Linked DNA regions of Homo sapiens: region 2 is linked to region 1. The links are chromatin loops, found by intact Hi-C in ENCODE. Cell type or tissue: endothelial cell of umbilical vein. All regions are shown on one strand. Each heading gives the region's core, and the rest is flanking DNA. Links, peaks and the distances in the headings are about the cores only.

Evidence for each region. Hi-C counts contacts between places; a loop is a spot of excess contacts. Peaks named below come from ENCODE experiments on the same cell type or tissue, not always from the same donor. Only the 100,000 strongest peaks of a DNase experiment are listed, where the experiment ranks them.
Region 2: a loop joins it to region 1, with 6 times the contacts of the local background. A loop is called at or near these places in 2 of 110 quality-filtered maps.

Annotation. Positions count from the first base shown.
Region 1 is chr18:8,726,071-8,735,522 of GRCh38, reverse strand. All of the region lies in intron 3 of MTCL1 (microtubule crosslinking factor 1), which reads right to left. Among named protein-coding and RNA genes, the nearest start is that of GACAT2, 23 kb to the right of the region's middle. RefSeq lists an enhancer at 4,818-5,112. In endothelial cell of umbilical vein, for the core only: no CTCF peak of the experiment used is centred there; a DNase peak (open chromatin) is centred at 4,952; H3K27ac peaks cover 4,251 bases.
Region 2 is chr18:8,660,575-8,670,026 of GRCh38, reverse strand. No RefSeq gene overlaps it. Among named protein-coding and RNA genes, the nearest start is that of RAB12-AS1, 29 kb to the right of the region's middle. RefSeq lists an enhancer at 7,176-7,760. In endothelial cell of umbilical vein, for the core only: no CTCF peak of the experiment used is centred there; DNase peaks (open chromatin) are centred at 4,266 and 8,126; H3K27ac peaks cover 626 bases.

The DNA of each region.
Region 1 (9,452 bases), core at 1,192-9,191:
AAATGAAACCCGGCCTTTGAAGGGGATGGCTTGAAAAAGGCAGCCAGGAAGGACAGGTCAGAGACCACCCACATTCCGGCAAGGGTTCCTGTCCTGTTAGATTCCATCTGCCAGTGACCCAGAGGACAGAGCCACACAGATTCAGTGCCATTTTTCACAACAGCCAGAACAGTGTGCTCTTTAGCTGAGCTAAAGGGGAAGAGGACAGAGGAGAAAAGAAACTGAAGGTGGCAGAGGAGTGGAGTAGAACTGATGAGTGGCAGGTTCAAATCCACCATAGACAAAGGCCACCTTCATGCATATGCTAGAATCTGACCTTGGATTTGCTTTAGGAAAACTGTAACAGGAAACCATACAGTTATTGTCCTTTACAACTTCTGTAGTCCTGGAAATATAAAACTCATGACTGTGAACTTATTAACTTATTAGAGTAATTATATATCCTAGCTAAATTGGGGCCTTGGCTTTGATGGACAGAGGTCATTTGTCCAAACAAGTGACTCCGAAGCCTCATGTTCACAAAACGCCAGTTTGGGAAACTCCTACATTTACCCTTCATTAATCTGACCAACTCCCAGACCCTCTCCTGGTGGAAAATTGTTAAGTTTCTGTAAAGGAGATGCTGCAGGCACACTGCTGCTGACCTGAAACCACCAGGGAAGTTCTAAAAACCACAGATGCCTGGGTCACCACCCCCAGGGTCTGATGTAGGGGCCAGGGTGTAGCTTGGGCAGCAGGATTCTTAAAAGCTCCGCAGGGATGCTACCGTGCAGCCAGGGCCTGGCATCACCAGCTAAAGGGCTTGATCCCAGGCACGCACTGTACAATCTTTCACCACCTCAGTAAAAGTGACGGCACAAGAAACCACTTGTCAAAACCTGCTCCTGGCACTGCCGCCCTCTAATCTTCCCACAGAGAAGGGCCCAAACATCTAGAGTCACTTAAAAGGGTGTTTTGCAAAAGGTTGAGAGCAAAGGTGAACATGGGTATCACCTTCTACCCATCTCATCAATCAGCTAGAAAATGCAGGGTACCCTTCAGAAAATACATAATGAGCCAAGCTGGAGACTTCACGGGGATGGCTCCGGAGCAGGGTGTGACCTGAGACAGTAAGAAGGGAGACAAGAGAGTTTTCCTAAGGTGCTAGAACAAACCTTGTGCAGCCAACCCACAATCTTGTCAAACAAATCCTTCAAGACAGTTGAAATCCTTCAACACAAAGTACTCAGGGTCAAGCGATGACTCTTCCCTCCAAAGCTTCAACGGAGTTGGAGGAGGAAAAGAGTTCTTGATTGCCACAAATTGGGGAGGGGGGGTGCTACCAGCATCTAGTGGGCAGAGGCTAGGAACACCGTTAAGCATCCTGCAGTCCACAGGATAGTCCCCACAACGAAGCAGGACCCAGTCTAAAACGACAGCAGAGAAACCCTGCTCCAAGCAGATTACTCAAGTGATTCCTCTAGCAACCCTCACCTGTAATGTTTCCACGAGGGTTAGATGACAACTGGGCCTTATTACTTAGGTGACCCTGTGAGTAACCTCGTTTACAAATAAGTTCAAAATAATGTTTATGGCTCTTTCTCAAGGGAAGATAAAAACGACATATCCAAACCCAAACCAAGATTCCTACACATGAGAACCCTTGGAAACAAACAAGAAACTCTGAGTGTTACTTCAAGATTGAAAAGTAAAAACGGCCTGGCCAAGCCCCACCACTGACCCAGCCAGCTGGCCGGCCCACTCCCACCTGCGAGGACGCTCCTGTAGCCTCCTCAGTGCCAATGCTTGAGGTTCTCAATCATTAACAGGATACTAACGGCCAAGCACAGTGGCTCACGCCTGTAATCCCAGCACTTTGAGAGGCCGAGGTGGGTGGATCACTTGAAGTCAGGAGTTCAAGACCAGCCTGGCCAACATGGTGAAACCCCATCTCTACTAAAAATACAAAAATTAGCCAGGTGTGGTGGCAGGCATCTGTAATCTCAGCTACCGGGAAGGCCAAGGCAGGAGAATCGCTTGAACCCAGGAGGCAAAGGTTGCAGTGAGGCAAGATCACGCCACTTCACTCCAGCCTGAGCGACAGAGACTCCCTCTCAAAAACAAACAAACAAACAAACAAAAAATGAGGCCGACACAGATACAGACAGGCACTTGTGAAAAACCATATCATCTTCAAATTTTAATGTTTCCTATAGTTTACAGAAACAATACATGGAGGATTTTTCAGCAGTGATTTTGTTTCTCTCATTTATGAAAAAAAGCTTTACTAATGCCCATGAATAAACACAGAAGATCAAACACTCCCCGGCCTCGTCTCACCTCAGCCCCCGAGGTGGTCTGACAGTCCCGAGGGCTGCCCTGCGCCCTGGCTCCCAGGCACTGCGTCCTCAGCTCTCACCTTCCTCCCCCCTGCCAGGAGAGATGAGCCACGTGTGATGCGAAAACAACTGGCAACGGTCTACCCGCAACTGTTGAGTGCTAAACAGTACACAGATAGATGTCTGATCAATGAACACGGCTTTGCCTGGGCAACCAGAGCACATCCGCACCCAAAGATGAACAGTGTCTACGTTCAAATGCCAACTGCCTGATGAATGCCCTCCCCATTTCCTGCTCCCCTTGTCCCAGGAACACTGCTGAAGGTCACACGAAAGCATATCTACGATGCAAGGAACAAACACACACCTAACTGCCCCCACCCCCAACATTCTTTCAGGGGAGAATAACCACCCTGTACAAACAGCCATGGGGAGCGGCACCCTGCCAGCACCTGGGGTCCATCCTCTCTCTGGGGCTTATTCTCAGGTCAGAATTCAAGTGCTGCCTGATTACCTGCCCAACAGGGAGACATTCAGTTGGGCTGTGTAACTATGTATGGGTGACTCGGCGTCTTTTCAATGCGAATGATTTTTTATTACCAGGGAGAAAAAAACAACACAACTTGCTTATTTGGCTCATAATCATACCATTTCAACGTACGATGGCTCACTTGAGTCTGAGCAACACCAAGAAACAGCACTCAGGCCGTAGAGAATCCTATGGAGTATTTTCTAAGCATTTCTATTTCTCTGACTCTTGATTCTGCACTTGAAGATAAAAGTTACCTAAATTAGCCAAACACGGCAGCTCACCCCTGTAATCCCAAAACTTTGGGAAACTGAGGTGGGAGGATTGTTTGAGCTCAGGAGTTTGAGACTAGCCTGGGCAACATGATGAGACCCAGTCTCTACTAAAAAATAAATAAATAAATAAATTTAAAAAATCAAAAAAATTAGCCGGGTGTGGTGGCACACGCCTGTAGTCTCAGCTACTCGGGAGGGTGAGGCAGGAAGATCCCTTGAGCCCAAGAGGTCAAGGCTGCAGTGAGCCATGATCCCTGGGCAACAGAGCGAGACCCTGTCTCAAAAAAAATGAAGATTAAAAGAATAAAGTTACCTAAATTATATTACATCAATAACATGACTTGTAGCATATAAATTCAACAGACCCCAAGAGAATCAAATACAAATTTTGAGGCGGGACACAGTGGCTCACGCCTGTAATCCCAGCACTTTGGGAGGCTGAGACAGGTGGATCACTTGAGGTTAGGAGTTCAAGACCAGCCTGGACAACATAATGAAACCCCGTCTCTACTGAAAATACAAAAATTAGCCAGGTGTGGTGGTGCACACCTGTAATCCCAGCTACTCAGGAGACTGAGGCAGGAGAATCACTTGAACCTGGGAGGCAGAGGTTGCAGTGAGCTGAGATCACACCACTGCACTCCAGCCTGGGTGACAGGGTGGGACTCTGTCTCAAAAAAAAATTTTTTTTTTGAGAAGAGCAGTAGTTTCTATTTTTCCCATAGCACAGACAATGCTACAAATTTGATGCAGTTTACTGCCTAGTGAAAGTCTAAATTATTCAGAAATATGTGCTGTCTATATTTTAATTATTATTTTTTTTCTTGAGACGAAGTCTCGCTCTTGCCCCCCAGGCTGGAGTGCGATGACGCGATCTTGGCTCACTGCAACCTCTGCCTCCCAGGTTCAAGCGATTCTCTTGCCTCGGCCTCCTGAGTAGCTGGGATTACAGACGCCTGCCACCATGCCTGGCTAATTTTTGTATTTTTAGTACAGACGGGGTTTCACCATGTTGGCTAGGCTGGTCTTGAACTCCTGACCTCAGGTGATCTGCCCGCCTCGGCCTCCTAAAGTACTGGGATTAGAGGCATGAACCATCGTGCCCAGCCTATTTTAATTATCATTATTATTATTTTTTACTTTTTTATCTTTTTTTGAGATGGAGTCTTGCTCTGTCGCCCAGGCTGGAGTGCAGTGGCACAATCTTGGCTCACTGCAAGCTCTGACTCCCGGGTTCACGCCATTCTCCTGCCTCAGCCTCCCGAGTAGCTATGACTACAGGCGCCCGCCACCACGGCCGGCTAATTTTTTGTATTTTTAGTAGAGATGGGGTTTCACCGTGTTAGCCAGGATGGTCTTGATCTCCTGACCTCGTGATCCGCCCACCTCGGCCTCCCCAAAGTGCTGGGAAAACAGACGTGAGCCACCGCACCCAGCCAATTATTTTTAAGAAAAGCAGCAAGCACAGTGTCTGTTTCACTACAAGTCAGAGGTTCCATTCTAACGTGTAGGTAAAATGCTGAAACGCCCTGCACATTATCAGAGATTCCCATCTTCCAAGAAAGGCTGTCTTAGAGAAGGAGAGAAATAGATGGATCTTCAATCTCTCAGGAAGTCTGCAAAGTAATGTTCACACAGCATCGCTGCGTCCAAGGTAGCCATCCCAAGGGTGCCATAATCTGCCCTAAAAGGTCCCCCGGAGCCTGCAGTGCTGTGGGCGAGACTGCACAGGAAATAAAAAGAAGGCAGCTGTACAGCGCACAGGGGACAAGCCGGCGTTGTCCAAGCCCAGCGAGGAGCCTGGCTGACGTTCAGGAAGTTGATGAACAGAAGCGGCTTCGCTTATCACTAACCAAACAGGCCAATTTCATGACTCACAGTCATTGTCAAAAAACTTGACCTACAGTGGAATTACTGGCCTTTATTAACTATCCTTAGGTAATGATATAAAGAATCAGAAATTCCTCAGCAAGAGATTTTTAAATAATGTTTTGGCTCTTTCTCAAGGGAAAAATAAAGATGATAAAACCTTCACCCATGGAACAAATATTTATCCAGCGTTTCATAAGGACGGGGCTGTGTAGAGAGACACAGACATACCAAAAGGCAAAGAGGTGAGTGGGCCAAAATGCCATTGAGGGATCAAATGGGATTCGGATCTGCTGGCTGGCACGGACTCCGCACCAAGAAAGCACTTTCAGGACATATATAGCTAAGTGATCAAGGCTGGGTGGCTCTGGCAGAGATCAATGGAACAGAGCAGAGAACCCAGAAACAGACCCAAACACATGTGCCCAACTGATTTTTGACAACAATGCAAAAGTAATTCGATGGAGGAAAGGTGGCCTTTTCAACAGACGGTGCCAGAGTAACTGGGTGTTCACAGGCCAAAAAAATGAAGCTTGACCTAAGTTTCATAGCATATACAAAAATTAATTCAAAATGGATCACAGACATACATGTGCAATGTAAAACAATAAAACTTTCCAAAAAATACATAGGAGAAAATATTCAGGATGTAGGGTTAGGCACAGAGCTTTTAAAATTGATACCACAAAAGGAATCATTCTTAAATTGGGCTTCATAAACTAAAAACTTTTGCCCTGAGAAAACCTTGTAAGAGGATGAGAAGACAAGCTACGGAGTAAGAGAAAATATTTGCAAACCATATATATATATATATATATATATATATATATATATATATATATATATATATATATATATTTGTCTTCTTGGGAAGCCAAAGTGAGAGGATCACTTGAGTCCAGGAGTTTGAGACAGCCTGAGCAACACTGTGAGACCTCATCTCTACAAAAGATTTTCTACAGTCAGCTGGGTGCGGTGGCGTATAACTCTAGTCCTAGTTACTCAGAAGGCTGAGGCAGAGGATCCCTTGAGCCCCAGAGTTCAAGGTGGCAGTACATCACGAGTATACCACTGTACTCCAATCTGGGTGACAGAGGGAGACCCTGTCTCTAAAAAAATTTTAATTAATTAACTTAATGTACAAAGAACTCTCAAAACTCAACAATGAAAAAAAATATATAACAGGCAGGCCTTAAGCCTGTAATCCCAGCACTTTGGGAGGCTAAGGCAGGAGGATCCCTTGAGGCCAGGAGTTTGAGACCAGACTGAGCAAAATGGCAAAACCCTGTCTCTCCAAAAAATACGGAAATTAGCTGGGCATGTGGCACTAGCCTAGCTACTCGGGGCCGGGGGTGGGGGTGGAAAGTGCTTAGGCGAGAGGACTGCTTGAGCCCAAGGAGGTCCAGGCTGCCTTGAGCTGTGATCACACCACTGGACTCCAGCCTGGGAGACAGCAAGACCTTGTCTCAAAAAACAGTACAATAAGCAAGCAATCCAGCTGGGCGTGGTGGCTCACATCTATAATCCCAGCACTTTGGGAGGCTGAGGTGGGTGGATCACCTGAGGTCAGGAGTTTGAGACCAGCCTGGCCAACATGGTGAAACCCTTGTTTCTTCTAAAACAAAAAGAAAAAGCTGGGCATGGTGGCGTGCACCTGTAATCCCAGCTACTCGGGAGGCTGCGGCAGGAGAATCGCTTGAACTCGGGAGGCGGAGGTTGCAGCGAGCCGAGATCAATCACGCCACTGCACTCCAGCCTGGGCGACAGAGCGAGACTCCGTCTCAAAAAAAAAAAAAAAAAAAAAAAAAAAAGAATGGACAACATAAGAAGGCCCCACATGGGACTAGCAGAAGTTTTAGAAAGAATACAGGTGATGAAAGGAAATACAATTCAGAGAAAATTTCACTATCGAACACTATTCGGAGTGAGAATTCTCCAGATTTCATGACAGACTTAATCAGACTGACGGTGAATGCTGAGCAAAATAAGAATAAATCTAGATAAAGTGGACTGAAACTATAGAATACCAAACACAAAAAGAAAAGTATAAGAGTCATCAGGAAGACAGATTAGCTTCAAAAATAAAAATTATGCTGACAGCAGACCTCTCTACAGCAAAATGAGCCAAAAGATAATAAAATATTATCTTCAAAGTGTTGGAATTCCACACCCAACTAAATAGATTTCAAGACAATATGAAATGAAAGCAATACTGCTAACTGAAAAAAACTGCTGAAGGATGTATTAAAAGATCAGCAAGAAGGAAACTGAACTCAGAGAAGTAACACTCAAGAAGCAATGATAAGTAAACAAATAGGCAATTAAATTAACTGTAAATTAATCTAAACAAGCATTAGCTATTAAATAAGTTTTTAAAAGGTCATTTTAAAAAGATGAAACTAAAATGATACTAAAACATATGAAAGACAAGATTTGATTAAAGTTGAAGCTTTCTAAGATGGCTGTATTCTTCAGGAGGAGAATACAGCTAATGATTAGTTTTAAACTTCAATTCAAACATGCATGTTAAACATGTGAGTGATCATTAAAATCACAGAAATAGAATGTATAACTTCCCAACTAAGACACAGAATTAAAAACTCAAAGAGAAGTCAAAGAAAGAGAGAGAGAGAGAGGGAGGGAGGGAGGGAAGCAGGGAGAGAGAGAGAGAGAGAGAGAAGGAGCAAGCAGGGAAAATAAAGAACATAAAATGCAATGACAGAAATAAACTCAAACCATCAGTAGCCACAATGCTTATATATGCATTAAATTTATCAGTTTAAAAAAGAGAGAGTCTCAGATCCCATTTTTAAAAAATGTAGCTACATTCTGTTCAGAAGAAATACACTGAAAACATAATGACATAGAAAAATGAAACTAAAGAAACCATAGAAAAGCTATCCCAGGCCATGCAAAGGACATGAACAGACATTTCTCAATTGAAGACATGTACCTGGTCAAGAAACATGAAGAAATGCTCCACATCACTAATCATCAGAGAAATGCAAATTAAAACCACAATGAGATATCATCAAACACCGGTCAGAATGGCTGTTATTAAAACATCAAAAAACAGCAGATGTTGGCATGGATATGGAGAAAAAGGAACTCTTATACACTGTTAGTAGGAATGTAAATTAGTACAGCTCTATGGAAAACAGTATAGGGAATTCTCAAAGTAGTAAAAATAGAACTACCATTCAACCCAGCAATCTCATTAATGTGCATCTACCCAAAAGAAATTATATTAAAAAAATACCTACACTCATGTGTTTATTGAAGCAATATGCACAATAGCAAAATCATGGAATCAACCTAAGTATCCATCAATAGACGATTAGATAAAGAAAGTGTGGTATATATACACCATGGAATACTACGCAGCAATAAAAAAGAATGAAACCCTGTCTTTCGCAGCAACATGGATGGAGCTGGAGGCCATTATCCTAAGTCAAATAACTCAGACACAGAAAATCCAATACTGCATGTTCTCACTTACAATTGAGAGCTAAACAATGGGTAAACATAGACACAAAGATGTAAATAATAGACACTGGGGAGTCCTTAAGCGGGGAGAATGGGCGGGATGGTGGTGAGGGTTTAAACAAATTATCTACTGAGTACAGTCACCGTTCGGGTGGTGGGTGCACTAGAAGCCCAAACCTCACTATTATGCAAGATACTCATGCAGCAAACCTGCACACATGCCTCCGAATCTAAAATTTAAAGAAATTTTAAAAAGAATTACCAAAACCCTGGGGTTCAAACCACCACCATCTCTCTCAAGGATTTACTGGAGAAGCCTCCTAACTTGCCTCCTCCACTCTCCCCCTTATTATGGACTGAACGTTTATGCCCTCCCCCAAATTCATATGTGGAAGCCCTGACCCTCAGCGTGATGTTCTATGGAGGTGGGGCCTTGGCCCCATGATGGGGTTAATATCTTTATGAAAAGAGGAAGAAACACCAGAACATTGCTTGTTGCGCGCGCGCATGCGCACTCGCTCTCTCTCGCTCGCTCTTGCGCGCGCGCGCGCTCTCTCTCTCTCTCTCTCTCTCCTCTTATTCTCACCCTCATGCTCTCTGCCATGTGAAAACACAGCAAGAAGGCAGCTATCTGTAAGCAGGGAAGAGGGCTCTCGCCAGGAACCAAATTGACTAGCATTTTGATTTTCGACTTCCCAGCCTCCAGAACTGTCAGAAATAAATGTCTGTTGTTTAAGACAAAAAAAAAAAAAAAAAAAAGAAAAAAAGAAAAAAAAGCTATCCCAAGCCAATACTACCCAAAAGAAATTTGGTATAGATGATGAAAGCAGATAAAAAAGAATTTACAGCAAAAAGCAATACATTAGAATAAAGAGGTCATTACCAACTGATAAAGGGAATAACTCATCACAAGGAAGAGTCCTAAATCTGTTTTCACTTAAAAATACGGTATCAAGACCAGGCGCGGTGGCTCAC
Region 2 (9,452 bases), core at 854-8,853, 65 kb after region 1:
ACCATGTTGGCCAAGCTGGTCTCGAACTCCTGACCTCAAATCATCCACCCACCTCATCCTCCCAAAGTTACAGGCATGAGCCACAATGCCCGGCCGAGTCTTACTCTTGGCTTTTCTTGATGTGTCAGAATTGTTCCATATAACCAGAAAATTTCCCATGCTTTTATTAAGAGCCCTGTATTCCCCTGCTCAAGCTGCTAGCTTTCTTGTTTACGTTTGTCTATAATGTGGCATACACTCATAACCTGTGGACATATATTCTTCCTGTGTCTGACTAAATTCACATATCTTTGTAATCAGGTTTGACTTCTAGGTTATCCAAACAGGTGCCCCATAAGAAGAAGCAATCACACTGCAGGAGGTTTTTCTTTACCTACTTGGTAACTTTCCGAAGAAAAAAATATTTTCTGACTTATTAAGATGATTTCCTGTGTGGCCTGTATCAAATTTTTTGATCATTCAGGAAATCAAGCAGAACAGAAATAATTACATAAGATTAAACAACTGATGAAGAAAATGTTTTTATGACTCTGTTTAACACGTTGGCTTGTTACTTAAATGTTTTGTTTTCCAGATTTAATAATTTTTTTCTCTTAAGCTATCCATAATTTATAGTAACTGGTAAAATATACTTTTGTGAACACAGACAGAAGCATTTACTTTTTTTCCTACTTGATCTCACCAGAATTTGGAAACTATTTATGAGTATTCTTATGGCAATATGGTTATTTGCATACATTCAGTAAGAATTTGCTCTCTTTTTATAATAGGATACAGTTGGAAATATTGGTTGTAGTACCAAGGCTTTGACTGGAATGTTATATTCGAGAATGTACGTAGCATACATACCTGGCTTCAAGGGTTCCCAGCATTGCAGCAAGTGAGTAAAAATTGTCACTTCCTTGCAGGCCCAGGAATCTTAAGACTATGTAAAATCTGAAATCTACCTTGGTTCGGCTTTCTAGCCTCAAGAGCCTTTAAAATTTGAAGTCTGAGATTCTTTTGTGTTCAACGTAGAAAGAAAAAATTATGTTTCTAAATAAAAGCTATGGTACACCTGTAATTAGATTGTAGCCCTGAACACTGTTTCTGAGTTCTCATTATTTACCTATAGACTAAACTAAACCCTGAATTCTTCTAGATTCCTCCAATCCAACTTTTTTCCATGGAATTACTAAAAACAGGAACTGTTCTGTTCCTGGAGCATTATAAACTGAAATTAGATGAATTTTAATGAATAAGTCTAGGGCCTGATGTATGGATCACACAGAAAGTTCACCAAACTGCCTGATGCCATAACCAGAAATATTCAAACTGCAAGCCAGGGCAAGAAGTTGATAGCTTCACACTGCAAACAGCTTTTCTCAAGATGCCTGAACTTAATGACTCCATATTATAATGAGACTGTTACCACTCTTAATGCCTACCTTGCTCACTTGGCAAGGTAATGGTATCTTCTGCTGGTAACTTGACAGAACCTGGCCTAAGAGATCCTTTAGTCAGCCTAGTGGGTGACTTGGCAACATTCCTAATACAACTGGCTTACTCTGCTTTAATTCAATCCAGCCATAGGATACTAGATGCTAAAATTACTCTATAGGCCAGGTGCAGTGGCTCATACCTGTAATCCCAGAACTTTGGGAGGCCAAGCGGGGAGGATCACCTGAGGTCAGGAGTTTCAGACCAGCCTAGCCAACATGGTGAAACCCTGTCTTTACTGAAAATACAAAAATTAGTCAGGCGTGGGGGTACGTGCCTGTAATCCCAGCTACTCGGGAGGCTGAGGCAGGAGAATCACTTGAACCCGGGAGGCTGAGGTTGCAGTGAGCCAATATCACACCACTGCACTCTGACCTGGGCACCAAGAGCGAAACTGTCTAAAAAATAAATAAATTAATTAAATAAATAAAATTGCTCTACAGTATGTGTTGGTCAAGTAAGGAAATGCCTGCACTATTGCTAATGCTACATGCTGTACCAGGATAAATTCCTCTGGGAAAGTTGAGACCCACATACACAAAATAAGAAAACGGACTACATGTTTACTACAAAGCTCACTTAATTCCCTGTGGTCATTTGACTTATTCAATTTGGTTGTCTTTAAGCCTAGGTTTATGGCTCAAAACTATTATACAAATTGAGATTATCATTTTACTTCATATTTTCTTTTTTAAGCTTTGTACTTGTTACTTGTTAAATTCCTGCATAAGTACAACAGAGTAATGCTGGCCCAACACTTTGAGATGAAGCTAACACCTACAGAACAGACAAAATTGAGCTTCACAGTGGACTCTGGGTCCACTGTGGGCCTAGCATGAGATCCACTCCCTCCAACCTCTTTTGTTGCTCAAATGTGGCTAGAAGGGTTTTGATGCTGACTCCTGGTTACTAAACACTTCCTTCCAGCGGGGACCAGACCAGACCGAACTGGGACAGGTCTGTCCCAGCACCAAAGGACAATCGAAATCTAACCACAATCCAGACACAGTGGCATGTGCCTGTAGTCTCAGCTCGTCAGGAGGCTGAGACAGGAGAATCACTTGAACCCAGGAGTTTAAGGCCATCCTTAGTAACATAGCGAGACCCTCATCTCCAAACAACAACAACCTAACTACAGAACGATTGATCAGCAGTGCTTTTGGAGAAAGATTTTGATCAACAGGGGAAAGTGTGAAAGTTGTCAGACTCAAAGAGGAGTCACTTGTGTTGGAAACCTTGACAAACAGATCTGGGGAAGGCCATGAAAGGAAGGTTCTCATGCATAAATGTCTGATAACAGGAACTATCACAAGAGGTTCTACAACACCCGACGTCTTACCCCAAAACTATTGCACCCAAAAAACAAAAACTACCTCTTCAAAGACATCTGCCCAGCCACTACCTGTTCAACCTTGGATTAGCACCACCCTTGTTAATTGATCCTTACAAGTCAGATAATTATCTGACTCAACAATGATATGATCCTCCTAATTTTCCCTTTAAAAATCTTAGTCTTCCTTTACCTCCCTGAATACACACATAGTTTACTATGACACACATACTACCATTACAGTGCCTATTCCCAATTAATCATTTTCTTTTAGAGCATCTCCCTGTCTGTTATTTAGGTTGACAAGACTAAACGAATACAGTTTACACACAGTGCATAGGGCAGAGTGAGTGTGCAAACAGTATCAGCTAGCATTACTATTCCCCATCTGCTCATCCACCTCTTTCATCCCCACCTCTGTGAAGTCCACTCACACCTGTGAGACCCTCCTTTTTGCCCACGGTGTGCACGCATGTCTGCAAAGGACTAAACACTCTTCTGATGACTTTTGCTTGAATGTGACGTAGATCGTTCTCTCCATCTGCTTGTGTGTTATTTTAGAAGCAGAAGTGCTCAGGGAATAGAGTGAGACCAGTAGACTTCCTGGCTGACCAGGACCTTTGAAGGATGTGTGGGAATCTGCCACTCAAGGGAACATGAGAAATAAAGGTGTGGACATAGGAGATGGGATGGTAACATATTTGAGGAGTAGTGAGGACCCCAGTGTGACCAGAGCCTAGAGTGCAGGGCATGAAGTTTGAGATGAACACACTTTCAGAGATGGTCGGGGGACTTGCAGAGATGGGGGAGTTTCTGACCCGCCACATAAATGGAATCTCACAGTGTATGGTATTTTTTCACTGGCTTCTTTCACTTGGCATAAGTGAAACCACTGGAACCACTTCAAGGTTCATCCATGATGTAGTGTTATAGCTGTGTAAAGTAATATTTCTTTTTTTTCTTTTTTTTTTTTTTGAGACAGAGTCTCACTCTGTCACCCAGGCTGGAGTGCAGTGGTGCAACCTCGGCTCACTGCAACCTCCACCTCCCAAGTTCAAGTGATTCTTCTTCCTCAGCCTCCCGAGTAGCTGGGATTACAGGCATGCACCACCATGCCCAGCTGATTTTTGTATTTTTAGTAGAGACGGGGTTTCACCATGTTGGCCAGGCTGGTCTCAAACTCCTGACCTCAGGTGATCCACCTGCCTCAGCCTCCCAAAGTGCTGGGATTACAGGCGTGAGCCATGGCACCCAGCCAAGTAATATTTCATTGTATGTATAGACCACGTTTTGCTTCTCCGTTTATCTGTTGATGGACATTTGCATTGTTTCTGGGTTTGGCTTTTATGAATAATGCTGCTCTGAACATCCAAGTACAAGTGTGTATGTGATATATGTCTTTGTTTCTATCGAATATATATCCAAGAGAGTAGAAGTGGCTGAGTCATATGGTGAGTCATATGCTGGGTCTTATGGTAATATGTTTAACTTTTTGAAGTGGGGGAGAATAGGATCTGGAGGCAGGAAACCTAAGGCTGATTCACCCTGACTTCCTAGAACTAAATCAAAAGAAAAATCCCAGCTTTCCATGCCCAAGTACCAAAAGGACCAGAGGCTACTCTCTTTGCAAACCCCCACCTTTTCTGCAAGGCAGATGGAAAATTGGAAGTACCTCTAATTGGTTGCTTTCTGCAACCAGACGTTTGCATAGGAAGGTAGCTTTGTAACTTCAGCCTCTGACTGTAGGCCAAGTCTTCATTTGCATAGGAGTGCATCTTTGTAACTTCACTTTAGCTTCTGATTGGTTGCTTTCCGCAACTAATCAGACTGATTGCAGGCCACCACTTCATTTACATGGGGTGAACACCAAGTGGCCAATGGGAAACCTCTAGAGGGTATTTGGACCCAAGAAGATTCTCTATCCGGGGCCCTTGAGCTGCTGCTTGGGCCGCTCCCACGCTATGGAGTATACTTTCATTTTCAGTAAATCTCTGCTTTCGTTGCTTCATTCTTTCCTTGCTTTGCTGTGCATTTTGTCCAATTCTTTGTTCGAAATGCCTAGAAACTGGACAACCTGCAGTCAAGACCCTCCACCAGTAACAGAAGAACTACCGATTTTTTTTCCCAAAGTGGCTGCACCCTTCAATATTCCCACCATCAGTGTAAGAGAGTTCCAATTTCACCACATCCTCACCAACACTTGGTAGTATGTATGTTTCTGATAATAGCCATCCTCTTGGGTATTAAGAAGGCTTTCATTCTGGTTTTGGTTTGCATTTCCCTAATGACTAGCGATGTTGAGCATCTTTCCATGTGCTTTGGCCATTGGTATACCTGCTTTGGATAAATGTCTATTCAAATTATTTGCCCATTTTTAAAATTAGGTTGTGTTTTCATTATTGAATTGTAAGAATTCTTTATATATTCTGGATATAAGTCCTTGTCAGAGACATGATTTGCAAAGATTTTGATACAGACAACATTTTTTGTGCATTGTTTTCCCACTTTCTTGATAGTTTGTAGCACAAAAGTTTTTAATTTTTAATTTTTTATAGAGACAGTGTCTTGCTATGTTGCCCAGGCTGGTTTCGAACTCCTGACGAAAGTTTATCATTTTGATGAAGTCTACTATATCTGTTTTTTCCTTTTGTTGTTTTGTGCAATTGATGCCATATTTAAGAAGACATTACCCAAAGTCATGAAGATTTACTCCTGAGTTTTATTCTAAGAGTTTTAGTTGGACCTATTTTGACCTACTTTATGTGTATTATGTGAGGTTGGGGAACTGACTTTATTCCAGATATCCTATCTTTACCAAAGGCTTGAGTGTCTATTACTGAATGAAAATTGTTTTAGATTTTTGACAAGTGTGCTTGAATTTCAGAGCAGGGACTTGGGCTCAGTATCTTTGAGGTAGGTAGCAAATGATTCCTTTTCACAGTAAAAACAAATAAAAACCTGATCTCTTTATTTGTTGAACAGTTTCTTCTTTTCTGTCTTTAGTTCTCTCTCTTTGTCAAAATACTGAACTTTCCAAATCCTTATCTTTTCTTTAGTTTCCTTTCTTTTTCACTTGCCATTATATTGTAATATTGCAAGCACATTCCTATATTAGAACACACACACACACACACACACACACACACACACACACACACACACACGGCCCCATTTCTCCCACTTCTTCATCTATCCTGTGCTTTCGTTACCGTTCTCTAGGTCAGCCCAGGGTTCTGGTCAGCAAATGAGCCTGATGCCATCACTCTCTCATTCACCCCACATCTCTTTGGGGCAAACCAGAACCCTCACCAGACTGACCTCCAGTTTAGGCTCTGCTGTGTACTGAACATGTAGATCTGAGGAAGCAGCATCCACGTCAGGCACCATGCATAAAAGGGAGGGTTGGATGGGATCGATCACAGATATTGGAAGGATATGATCCCTCTTCCGATCACTCACAGTGGGTCTTTGCTCACCTCAGGTGTGTATTGACCTTACAACAAATTGCACAATGGGTCCCTCCCAACCCGAGGCTACCTTCCTTTCTCTTGGGTGAAAAATTGCAGTTAGAATGAAGTGCAGATCCCTCTCCAAGGCCTGCGAGTCATGTGAGCCACTCACCTCCCTTGGCCACTGTCCTCTGCTTGCTGGGTGCATCTGGCCGGTTTCTGCTCCTGAGCCCTGCTGGGGGCCTGTCCCCAGGTCTGCTTGAGGCTGTCCTCCCCCTAATGTCTTGGCGGGCAGGCCTCAGCCTCGGGAGCGTTCTCTGAGCACCTAGGGAAGTCACAGCCCTCACCTCAGCTTCTTCACTCTTGATCCTGTGGCAACATGTGCATCCCCTCAGGCCCTGCTGCTCCCTTGCACCTCCTGTCTGTGTCCCCTGCGGGTCAGCAGGTCAGCCTGGAGGACCGGGACCCTGCCTACCTCACTGGCAGTGCATCTCCCCATTCCAAGCTGGGACTGGCACTCGGAAGGAGCTCAGATAATGCCTCTTAACTAGGCGTTTTCCTAGGTACCCATGCAGCCTCTCTTTTCCTTTCCTTTGGCTTCCGCCTGTCCTACAGGGATCACTAAGGGAGCAGTCAAGGTTGGGGAGCATGGGTGGAGGGGGAGGCGGATGGCCCTTCAGATCAGTTCCATAGCGCAGCTCGCAGATGACAGGGGACAGATGGGAGCTCACCGCGGGCTTGCCAGGCCAGACAGCGAGTGAGGACGCCAGGGACAAGTTAGCAAGGCCAGTTGCAGCCTGGGTCCCGCACCTGCTCTCAAGGGCATTGAGTGCCCTCTTCTGCTGAGCTGAACCCACCTGCATGTAGGGGCGAGTTGGGGGGTGGCCGGTGCCAAGGGTGTCAGGAGTCAGTTACTGGCCATGAGGCCTGCACAAATCACTTCCGCTGCCTGCATCTGGGATTGCCCCTTTCTCAAATCAGCATGAACAGTGCCCATCTCCTAGGTTATTATGGTCAGGGTGAAGTCATTTTAGACACGGAAGTCCTGAGAATAACACCTACAACTAAAGGCGTGAGTTAGCTGTTATTATCACATGAAGGTGTGAGTTAGCCGTTATCACATGAAGGTGTGAGTTCGCCGATATTACATAAAGGTGTGAATTAGCTGTTATTCCATGAGGAGAAGAGAAAACGAGTAACACAGAAGTGATGCAGGCAGCCCCTCTCCCCAGGCACCCGCCCCAGGGCCTCTGCACTTTGCATACAGCTGGCGCCCAGCCCCTCTCAGAAGTCACCGAGCTGACAGCACAATGGGGCAAAGAAAGGAGCGGCTGTGAACAAACACTGAGCTGACGACCACGGCCTGGGGTTCCTATTGTCCAGGCACATTCTCCTCACGCCTCCCCACTTCAATTTTTTATTTTAATTAACATGACTAAACTGGGCACCCAAGGTCTTTGTCCTCATCTCAGCCAGCCTAACCTGCAGGCTCTTCGGGAACATGGTTGGGAGAAGCGATGTTCTCCCAATTAGAAATACAGGGTTTTGCACAAAGTGACAATCCAAGGACCATTTTCATTTTCATCATTTTCAAATCAAAAGCATTTTCCAGCCTCCTTCTGAAGGAAAGCAATGGGCACGCGGGACCCTTAAACAGACTCCTTACAGAGGCAGATGCCTGTCAGGTGGACCAGGTAGGACCGGGCACCCTCATTCAGCAGCAGGATTGGATTAGCTTTCTGTCCTCTGGCGAGGTCACCCGAAGCCCAGCTGCGAATGCAAATTTGCAGTGAGAAAGGGTGCGGTTTCCAATCTCCACCAGTCAGCAGGAGAGCCAGTTACCTAGGTGACAGACTGTGCTGTTTTCCTGGTTAAATTCACAGGAAGGAGAGGAAGGGGAAAATATTTAAACGAGCCTGAGCCTTGAGCTAACCCTCCTCCCTGGTGAAGCCTGATCTCCAGCCATCGCTGAGAATTGTGGACCACATTTTAACCTGTTCTCTCACTTCCTAATCCTTCTTCCAGTCAATGCCATCGACTGCAAGTTTGATTGTTCCTGGTGTATTTTTCAATTTATATCAACAGGCAAAAAAAGCAAAAGGCAGCAGGGCAATTTGTGTTTTCACAAGTGAGTTTTATTTGCTTCCTTTGTAGCAATTAATGCTAAATTCTCAGGTTACAATACGAAAAAGAAGCTTGTATGAGAGAGTAATGACTGCTCTTTCTCTGTCTCAGATTATAAAGAAGTAGCAATACTTGAATAACTGTAAGGCTGTGGTTTAAATGTATCTATGTATCCATTTATGTACCTACACAGACATTACGGCTATTATATACAATTTTCTTCCTTCCTTCCCTTCCTTCTTCCCTCCCTCCCTCCCTTTTTCTCTTCCTTCCTTCCTCTCTCCTGCTCTTTTTCTTGGCAGACACATTCAGACTGAAATGTCCCCTGTCCTCAAGCACTTCACAATCTAGTTGGGAGACAGACCAAGAAGTAGCTATGTCTCAAATGCCAAGCAGTCTTCGCCAGCCCACTGAGTCAGGAAAATCACATTAAGATAGACAACCCACAGTTTCCATTCTCACCCCCTCCTCCTCCACAGGACCTCACTCCCAAGTCCCCTCCCCTCCGGGGCGGCTGATCAATAAGGCAGGCTGGACAAATCGAGGGACAAATAAATAAATGAACAAAAATTATATAGGGTCCAATCAGGTATGCCTTGATATAGGTATGAATATATTCCTGAAAATTGGTTCAATTCATTTAGATCATCTATTTTAAAACATAGGAAGAGAGCTTACTATTTAAAGTAACTTAATAGTGAATCATTTTGTAAAGCACGGAAATTACTTTCATTTTGTAATGATCATGATTAACTTTATTTGGCATGGATTATCACATATGGATTTTTCGTTTTCTTTTTGTTAGAGACAGGGTCTTACTGTGTCAACCCAGACTGAGTGCAATAGTGTGATCACAGCTCACTGTAGCCTTGAACTCCTGGGCTCAAGCGATCCTCCTGCCTCAGCCTCCTGAGTAGTGGGGACTATAGGCCTGTGTCACCAAGCCTGACTAAATTGTTTTATTTTTTGTAGAGACAGGGTCTCACTATTTTGCCCAGGCTTGGACTTTTTGTATACACGTCTCATAATATTCTAGAGACTCTATGTACCCATGAAAATTAAAAATATTT